Linked DNA regions of Homo sapiens: region 1 is linked to region 2. Evidence: chromatin contacts called from ENCODE Hi-C or POLR2A ChIA-PET data. All regions are on one chromosome and are shown on one strand. Each heading gives the region's core, a stretch centred on a gene start or an enhancer-like site at or near the end of the contact. The rest is flanking DNA. Distances are from core to core; before and after follow the strand shown.

Region 1 (5,161 bases), core at 531-3,030, 160 kb before region 2:
TTGTATTTCAAATGTCCTTTTTCTCATTTCATGATTCTGGAATCCATGCTTTTTTATTTATTTGTTTATTTTATTTTTTATTTTTTATTTATTTATTTATTTTTTTGGAGACAGAGTCTCCCTCTGTCGCCCAGGCTGGAGTGCAGTGGTGAGATCTCGGCTCACTGCAAGCTCTGCCTCCAGGGTTCACTCCATTCTCCCGCCTCAGCCTCCCCAGTAGCTGGGACTACAGGTGCCCGCCACCATGCCTGGCTAATTTTGTTTTTGTGTTTTTAGTAGAGATGGGGTTTCACCGTGTTAGCCAGGATGGTCTCGATCTCCTGACCTCATGATCCACCCGCCTCGGCCTCCCAAAGTGCTGGGATTACAGGCGTGAGCCACCGCACCTGGCCCCATTTTTATTGTATTTTACGTAACTACTGATGTGAGAGGAATTGGGAAAAAAAATTTGGTTCTTCACCACCAATAGTTTGAGAAGCCTTGGCTTTGGAGAAACAGTTCACTCAGGCTCTAGTCTCAAAAAGCTAGATTGAAATCCTGGCTTTTGTACTGTAAGTTATCTTAGGCCAATTAGTCAGTTTCTGTGAACCTTGTGTCTTCATCTGCGAAGGATAACAATACTTAAAAGGTTGCCTCTGCAGGGCTGTGCTGACAATTTAATGATAGATTTTTATCACTTTATTTTAGCTAATAATTAATGAGCTTTTACTATGTGCTAAGTAATTTACAGGCAGTAAAGGTCCTGTAATTTGGTGAAGCTCATTTAATTCCTGCAGCAACAACAGTGCCCAAGGCGAGCACTGTTATCACCATGTGCTTCACAGAGTCCCCAGAGGAGCCTGCCCAGGCTGTCTGGCTCTACCACCCCAGCTCCTACCCACCGAGCTCTATCAAGCGGGAACCAACATGGGTCAAAACATTAATCATTTGTCAAAACATTTCTGACAAGTCACCGTTTTGCTCAAAAGCGCAGCAAAGGTCAGAAGCATGATATGCAACAAGAAACCGACTTGTAGCTGGTGAATCTGAGAAGACAGTGAAAGAAAGGAAGCCATGAGGGGCGCGCAGTGCCTGAGAGGCTGTGACTGTTGGCAAGTGTTTACCTGAGGACAGGCCCACCTGCATGGCTCATGGTGGGGAGGGGGAGATCCTGCCCAGAGCAAAGCCCTGAAGATAAAGGGCTTTCACTCCTGCCAAGGGTCTCTTACCAGAGATTACATCTTTTCCCAGCCAGGCAGCACTGATAATGAAGTCCTCAGAACATTTCCCTGAGTACATTTCCCCAGAGGTTTTCTAAGAGTCTGGAGAACAGAACTTTGTTGGGGGGTGTTGTGTCCCCACCATGAGGTCAGGCTGCGGTCCCTGACCAGAGCCAACCACTCGGAACTGATTAGGAGAGCTCTGAACTCCAGATTGACACAGCCATGGCAAAGGGAAATCATGAGCCATTTGCTACTGTCTTCACCCTTGCACCCCATGCACAGACAGACAGACTTGTATTCATAGAAATATCTGCCTTCCTATTTGACAGGTGCCTGGCAAAAAGTAGGCCTTTCGTGCCCCATGAATTCCCTTTCTGTATAATGCCCACTCCCCACTACACACCCCAGCCCCAGGAGGCATCTCCCACATGCTCACCACACAATTTGCACTCCGCTTGGTAAATCAGCATTAAGCAGAGGAGAGCGCAGGAAGGGCCTATATAGAGAGTGGAAAAAACACTTCACCCCTCCCCAGCAACACAGCTACCCACTCTTTCCTCCACATCCCTACACTACACCACACCCCTATGCTACAGAGAGCCAGACAAAGAAGAAAACGGGCCCGCCATCTCCTCAGAAAGAGGAACTGTCTCACCTCCTAATCTTTACTACACTGCTTCGATTTTTCTTGGAGTAATTTAAAGCAAACGCCAGACTTTGTATCAGTTTCCTGCTACCAGCTCTTCCCAACTGCGGATCCAACAAAAAATTAAGCCTTAATGTCCTAAGACCTCCATTGTATGCAACGCATCAACTAACTCCCATGGCATCGAGAATTACCTACGTACCACCCCTGGCAGAATCGTACCACCCCTGGGAGAATTGAGAACGTAGACCCTCAGATTCTCTACACTGTGAGACACACACACACAGACACACACACACACACACACACACACACACACGCACCAGGTTCTGCCAGAGAATATATGAATATAAATAATAATTCAATATGATCACAATGCCAATATCACCCAATATCCAACCCACCTTTAAATGTTTACCAATTCTCTCAATAATGTCTTTTACACTAACCTGCTCAAAAGGGGATCCAAACAAGGACAGGACATTTTGTTTGGATGACTGGATGATGTGCCATTTTCAATTCTCTCTTATCTAGAAGAGTTCCTCGCTCCCTTACTTCTTCTTTTCCACGGCATATATTTGTTGAAAAAATGAAGTCATTTCTCCTGTGGAGTGGCTTATGTTCTGAGCCTGGCTCACGGCTTCCTCAGGGTGTTGTTTAATGTTCTCCTCTCTGCTCTGTGTTTCCTTAAACTGAGTGTTAGATTTCAAGGCTTGTTGAGATTTGGTGGTTTCAAATTCAATGGTTCTCCCAGGCTTTTTTTGTTAAAATATATACACATATACTCTCTCTCTCTCTCTCTCTCTCTCTCTCTATATATATATATATATATACACATATATATGTGTATATATGTGTGTGTGTATATATATATAGAGTATATGTGTGTGTGTATATATATATATAAAACATTTAGGCTGGGCGCGGTGGCTCATGCCTGTAATCCCAGCACTTTGGGAGGCCGAGGCGGGCAGATCACGAGGTCAGGAGATCAAGACCATCTGGCTAACATGGTGAAACCCCCGTCTCTACTAAAAATACAAAAAATTAGCCAGGCGTGGAGGCATGCACCTGTAGTCCCAGCTACTCAGGAGGCTGAGGCAGGAGAATCACTTGAACCTGGAGGCGGAGATTGCAGTGAGCAGAGATCATGCCACTGTACTCCATCCTGGGTGACACAGCGAGACTTTGTCTCAAAAAACAAACAAACAAGCAAAACATGTATATATGTATATATATAAAACATATATATGTATATATATACCCAAAAGGATCTAAGTCCTGGTAGTCTAAGGGAGTTGGAGGTGAGGAAATGAATAGGGAAGGTTGAGTTCTTCTACTTTGTGGTGGCCCCGGGGCCTGTAAGAAAACTTACACCAATACTCATGCGATAGGTTCATTCTTTTTTTTTTTTTTAATTATTATTATACTTTAAGTTTTAGGGTACATGTGCACAACGTGCAGGTTTGTTACATATGTATACATGTGCCATGTTGGTGTGCTGCACCCATTAACTCATCATTTAGCATTAGGTATATCTCCTAATGCTATCCCTCCCCGTTCCCCCCACCCCACAACAGTCCCGGTGTGTGATGTTCCCCTTCCTGTGTCCATGTGTTCTCACTGTTCAATTCCCACCTATGAGTGAGAACATGTGGTGTTTGGCTTTTTGTCCTTGCCATAGTTTGCTGAGAATGATAGTTTCCAGCTTCATCCATGTCCCTACAAAGGACGTGAACTCATCATTTTTCATGGCTGCATAGTATTCCATGGTGTATATGTGCACATTTTCCTAATCCAGTCTATCATTGTTGGACATTTGGGTTGGTTCCAAGCTATAGGTTCATTCTTTCAGCAAATGCTGATTGCCTACTGTGAACCAGACTGCAGACACAGCAGTAGAGAAGCCAGCCAGAAATCCCTAACCCCTCCAGCACTCACCTTATAGTGAGGATAAATAAAGAGTCAAACAACATAAATCCGTGGTGCTTTGCAAGGAGATAACTGATATGCAGACAATTAGAGTAGGGAAGAGAAATAGGGACAGCTTGGAGTGGGTGAGGTGGAGATTTAAATCAGATGATCAGAGAAAGCCTCACTGAGAAGAAGACATTTGAGCAAGGGTTGGAAGGAGGTGTAAACCAAAAATAAAATCCTAAGCCCCCCACTAACCAACTGAATGGACTCCTTTTTGGCCATGGGCACCCCAGAGAAACCTGAAAAACTGAATTCCCAGCCATGACAGAAAGGAGGTTACACCCTCATCATACCCCTCCCTTTTGGGGTTTAGGTACAAGTGACCAGCATTAAGGTAAAATAGAGATTATAAGACTGACCAAACAGACCCTTTATGACAATAAGATACCAAACTATACACAATACCTAAGGCCATAAAAGGCAAAGATTAAGTCATACCCTAGAAACAATACAGTCTCATTAAATGGGTTTTTTAATTAACCCAGTAAAATGTGGCTTACTCTCCAACCTGACTCTGGTATAGTATCACATGACAGACAGCAGACTCTGAAGGAAATTAAAATATTTTGCCCCAAAATACATTTCTTTGACATATTTGGAAAAGGCTGCCAGACAGCCTTTGGACTGCAAAGCCATCTTTGGTGGGGGAAACGTGCATCTCCAGAGAATCGATATTAATGTCTCTTCCCTTGCTAGGCCTTTCCCAGATCTAGGAGAGATTCTAACTGAGAGTCAGACACCCAAAGGTCTGAGAAGAGACAATCACTATCTATTCACCCAGAGGGCTGCTATCTATGAGGCTCCAAGGACCTAGGCCCCCACAACCTCCTTATCTTACTCAGGCATTCCTTCCTACTGACTTCAAGTCACTAGACAATAACTTGACTCTCTCAGCTACTGTTAGCTAAAGAATCCCTAAAACGCACTTAAGACTTGTAAGGCCCCTCAGCCCTCCCCTAACCCTCTACCCCCCAAGTCCCTGTGTAGGGAAAACTCTCTGTAGCCATCTTTCCTCTGCTCTCACACCACAACAATCAACACAGAAGATGACTTATGTGACCATATGTGTGGGGGTCCCACCCCAACACCAAGCAGCGACACCAGCTTGGTGTCCTCTAATTCAGTTCCAACACTATCTACCTGGAAATAGTGTCAGATCCTACAGATTGAGGGCTTAGTGTCCAAGACATCCCCCCTCCACCAGTCACAAGTCCAGGCCTCCAGAACTTCTTTCTGACCAACCAGCTTCCATTGGGGTTCCCCTCTCCGTGGGTTCAATTAATTTGCTGGAGCGGCTCACAGAACTCAGGGAAACACCCTACTTACATTTACTGGT
Region 2 (4,943 bases), core at 375-2,874:
TTCTCAGCTCACTGCAGCCTCCACTTCCCAGGTTCAAGCAATTGTCCTGCCTCGGCCTCCTGAGTAGCTGGGACTACAGGCATGTCCACCAAGCCCGGCTAATTTTTGTGTTTTTAGTAGAGACAGGGTTTCACCATGTTGGCCAGGCTGGTCTCGAACTCCTGACTTCAAGTGATCCACCCACCTCGGCCTCCCTAAGTGCTGAAATTACAGGCTTGAGCCACCGCGCCTGAGCCAGGATACTCTGTTTTAACTGCTATGATTTTGTAATATGTTTTCAGTACCTAGCAAGGTTAGCTGCCTATCCCACCTAAATTACTGTTTTTAAAAATCTTATACAGTCTCACCTGTGTGCTCTTTCAAATGACCATCAAAAAAGAAAAACATTAACACCCCTGAAAATTCACCAGAAGCAAAATTAAGAAAAGGGTGTAATGACAAGTCACAGACTTCAAAACATGGCTATTGAGGAAGGAAACAAAAGATTCTGCCAGAGCATGGCAAGGCTTCTAATATCACTGTAGCCTCCCACCCACCAAGACTATACTAAAAAGAAGAGGATTGGACAAATTCCTGTGAGTTCTCCTCAACCTGGGGCAAAGAAGACTCAACAGGTAAGTAAGTATCCCAAGGAAAAGTCTAGAAAAAACCTGTCAGAGTACAGACTCCTGTCAGAGTACAAACTAGCATATCTCAAGATCTCTGTGGAAGAGCTGATGGTTCCTAGGGGTTACTAGGAACCTGTGGACCTAGAGGTATTCCACCATGGGAATAGGATGCATGGCCAACGAGATGGGTTAATTTGTGGTACCAAACATTTAACAGCATTTTAGAAGAGAGAGTAAAAGCCAGGTTACCCAACAAAGGCTGCACAATCCCCAGAGTCTGCTTCTATTCTCTCTTCCCTCCGTCTCAGAAAAGTGGAAAGAAAATGAGATTTCAGCTCTTGCTCTGTGGCTGGGAGGTGAGACATGCAAGTATCAGAGATGGCAGTCATGCTCACTGTATCAGAGCAAACAAAGTCTAGAAAGACCCACGTTCAACACAAGCAAGCTGGATCAGCCAGGTATACTACAGAAAAGCAACAAAAAAAAGAAATGAACAACATGCCAAGAACCCAGTCTGGGAAATATATATATATGTAATATATATATATATATATAAATATATTTGCTATACATACATTATCTATATTTGCTATATATATGTATATATATACCAAAATTTAGAAAAACCCACAAAACTCTCCATGAATTCCTGTTTTTGGAAGACTGTGATAAGAACATGAATAAAATAAAACAAGAGGAAGTTCAAAGATAAGAGGACAAATCAACGGAATTTCCCAGAACATTGTTAAAGTTAGAATGGTGAAAGCAAGCACCCTTGTTTTGTACCAATTTTAATGGGGATTTATTTAGTGTTTTGCTATTAATTATAATGTTGGATATTATTTACAATTTGTTATTCTTTATCATACCAGGGAAATAACATTCTATCTTTAAGTTATAGTTTTTTTTGTTTGTTTTGTTTTGTTTTGTTTTGAGATGGAGTCTCACTCTGTTGCCCAGGCTGGAGTACAATGGCACTATCTTGTCTCACGGCAACCTCCGCCTCCCAGGTTCCAGTGATTCTCCTGCCTCAGCCTCCTGAGTAGCTGGGATTACAGGCGCCAGCCACCATGCCCGGCTAGTTTTTGTGTTTTTAGTAGAGACGGGATTTCACCATGTTGCCCAGGCTGGTCTCAAACTCCTGATCTCAGGTAATCCATTGGCCTCGGCCTCCCAAAGTGCTGGGATTACAGGCATGAGCCACCGTGCCTGGCCTTAAGTTATAGAATTTTTTAGATAAAGAAAGGTTGAGCATTGACTTAAGCTATTTCAGCTGGCATGAACAAACTATTTTGGAAGGCCCTTATTTTCTAGCACCACACTACAAAGAACCTCAGTGCAGTCCTCAGAACTTGCCCACGTGAAAGATGAGTGAGACATTTCATCATATTTTCTTTAAACAACCGGACTTTCTGCCACATAACAAATTGAATGACTCATTTTACAAAGGCAAGTTCTTCCATTACCGGTATTTACAGGATTGCTAACATTAAGGCTACAGGTTGTATAACTCTATCCCCCAATGTCTTGAAACTATAAAGAAAAAAAGTCCAATGAAATTGGGGTTTATTTTTCATAACAGCATAGCTTTTGGTATCAGGCAGCTCTGGCTATGAATCTTTGCTCTACAATTTACTAGCTGCAGCTTTGAGCCAGTTAATTATCTTCTCTAAGCTTCAGTTTTCTTATCTAACAATGGGGTCAATGATATTTAATGTACAAGATGTTGTAAAGAGTAAATAAAATAATGTATTTCAAGCAGCTACTTCAAAATGATAATTATATTATTATTTCTATTTTTAAGATTATGATGTACCCAGTATAAAATAGACAATAAATATTTACTGAATAAATCAATGATCTTTGTAAAGAATTCAAAGATGAAATACAAAGTCTCTGTCCACAAGGGATTTCTAAGCTAGGAGGTTAATTGCTAATAAAATACATGTAAGTGAAGCTAGGGTTTTAGGTGTAATCTTATGGGTGCCTAATGACTTGACTCTATTATCCTGTTGCCAAGTTTTCTTCCTAACTGAGCCTGAGCTTGGTGCCTGGGCACAGTCACAGTTTAATTTCCAACCCTGTGTACTTTTTATTTTTATTTACTTGTTTTTTTGAGGCAGAGTCTTTCTCTGTTGCCCAGGCCGAAGTGCAGTGGCACTATCTTGGCTCACTGCAACTTCTGTCTCCCAGGTCAAGTGATTCTCCTGCCTCAGCCTCTCAAGTAGCTGGGATTACAGGTGCACGCCACCACAACCAGCTGATTTTTGTATTTTTAGTTTCACCATGTTGGTCAGGCAGGTCTCGAACTCCTGACCTCAAGTGATCTGCCCACCTTGGTCTCCCAAAGTGCTGGGATTACAGGCATGAGCCACTGCGCTCAGCCCCCTGTGTACTTTCTAGATGTACATAAAATAAATACAAGCTAACTCACATTAAAAGGAGAGATGGCATAAAAATACAGGAACTGGTGTCTTACGGCCCCCGTGGGTTGGGATATAGTTAAATCTCAGGAAGGACTGAACCAAAAAGTAGAAAGCATCCAAGATCTCTCTCTCTCTCTCTCTCTCTCTGACTTTCAATTCTGTTTCTCTCAAAGCCTCTACCTTTCTCACAGCTGGGCCTCTTCTTGTTCTACACTGCAGGGCAGAAGGACCCATGAGTCCTGAATCTGCATGTTTTACATCCATCCTAATTCGTATTCCTGGAGGAATCTGGTCGGCCCAGTATCTTAGCCCATTTTGTGCTGCTATAGCAGAATACCACAGACTGGGCAATTTATAAAGAACAGAAATTTGTTGGCTCACAGTTCTGAGGGTGAGAAAATCCAGTGGCTCAGACCTATAATCTCAGCACTTTGGGAAGCCAAGGCAGGAGGATTACTTGAGCCCAGAAGTTTGAGACCAGCCTGGGCAACATAGCAACACTCAAATCTCAAAAATAAAAATAAAAAATGTCTGCAGAAAATGTCCTAAATTTGCTGAAAGACCTATATTTATAGATTCAAGAAGTTTAATGAACCCTAAAATGGGTGAAAGTTGAAAACACCCAGACACATCATAATCAAACTATTGAAAATCAGAGGTAAAGAAAGCATCTTGAAAGCAGCTGGAAGAAAAAATTATAAATTACACATAAGGGAAAACTATGACTGCAGGTTTCTCATCTGAAACCATAGAGCCTTTGAGATAAAGAGAAAAAAAAATATATATATATATACACACACACCATGGGTCCCAGAAGACAGAAACATCTTTAATGCACTGAAAAAAATAAACTAAATAAAATAAAATGCTAGAAGAAAGAACTGTCAACTGAGAATTCTATATCCAGTAAAAATATATTTCAGGAATGTAGAAAAGATGAAGGCATTCTCAGATGAAGAAAAACTAAGAGAATTCATCATCAACAGACTTGCTTTAAAATAAATGCTCAATAAAGTTTTTCAGGTTGAGGAGAAATTACACCAGAGAGAAACACAGAACATTAGAAATTAATAAAGAACAAAGGAAATGATGAATATCTGAATATGTATTTTTCTCCTCTTAAATTCTTTAAAATATATATATGACTGACGAATGCAAAAATCATAACATTGCCTATAATGTTTCAGTGTATATAGATGTAATATATATGACAACTACAACATAAAAGAAAGTGGATAGAGGTACTAATATGATTATAAGCCTTCTACGGTTTACTGCAAGTGGCAAAATATTAACTTTATGCACACTGTGAAAAGTTAAGTACATTGTAATCCCTCAAGCAACCACTAAAAAATACCACAAAGAGATATAGGCAAATACCCAATAAATAAATTAAGATAAAATATTATGAAATATTTAAACAATCCAAAAGAATTCTGGAAAGAGAATAAAACAGAAGTGGTGAACAGCAAACAAATAAAACAGTCATCCATCTTAAATTCAACAATTTTATTAAATATAAATTGTCTAAACACCAATTAAAAGACAGATATTTTTAGACTGGATAAAAATTATACCCAACTACATGCAGTCTGTAAGAAACACATTTTAAATACAATAATATAGATATATTTAAAGTAACATGATGGAAAAAGATATACCACAAAAACACTAATCAAAAGAAAGTTGACCAGGTGTGATGGCTCATGCCTGTAATCCCAGCACTTTGGGAGGCCGAGGCGGGTGGATCACAAAGTCAGGAGTTTGAAACCAACCTGACGAATGTGGTGAAACCCCGTCTCTACGAAAAATACAAAAATTAGCTGGGCGCAGTGGCATGAGCCTGTAGTTCCAGCTACTTGGGAGGCTGAGGCAGGAGAATTGCTCATGGTAGAGGTAGCAGTGAGCC

What was found. Hi-C counts contacts between places; a loop is a spot of excess contacts on that map. ChIA-PET counts read pairs that join two places held with the same protein, here RNA polymerase II (POLR2A). Pooled maps may share reads with other maps.
Region 1: POLR2A ChIA-PET joins it to region 2 with 14 read pairs in activated naive CD4-positive, alpha-beta T cell. The contact joins the enhancer-like site here to the promoter of ADIPOQ-AS1 in region 2. A Hi-C loop is called at or near these places in 1 of 168 maps with a recorded cell type or tissue (endothelial cell of umbilical vein), 2 of 37 single-sample maps with no recorded cell type and 1 of 50 pooled maps. POLR2A ChIA-PET finds 5 or more read pairs at or near these places in 10 of 52 experiments (GM10248, OCI-LY7, Panc1 and 6 more).

Annotation. Positions count from the first base shown.
Region 1 is chr3:187,021,995-187,027,155 of GRCh38, reverse strand. All of the region lies in intron 2 of ST6GAL1 (ST6 beta-galactoside alpha-2,6-sialyltransferase 1), which reads right to left. Among named protein-coding and RNA genes, the nearest start is that of ST6GAL1, 94 kb to the right of the region's middle. RefSeq lists enhancers at 966-1,295, 4,905-5,161 and a silencer at 2,849-2,938. Within about 2 kb of position 1,780, at least 6 of the 41 ENCODE cell types and tissues checked have a DNase peak (open chromatin) inside an H3K27ac peak, as active enhancers do; they include OCI-LY7, where a contact is called at or near this core.
Region 2 is chr3:186,858,049-186,862,991 of GRCh38, reverse strand. It overlaps ADIPOQ-AS1 (ADIPOQ antisense RNA 1), which reads left to right and starts at 1,624. Exons shown (of 4, transcript NR_046662.2): 1 at 1,624-1,759. ADIPOQ (adiponectin, C1Q and collagen domain containing) reads right to left here. Exons shown (of 3, transcript NM_004797.4): 3 at 4,529-4,943. RefSeq lists an enhancer at 1,818-2,112.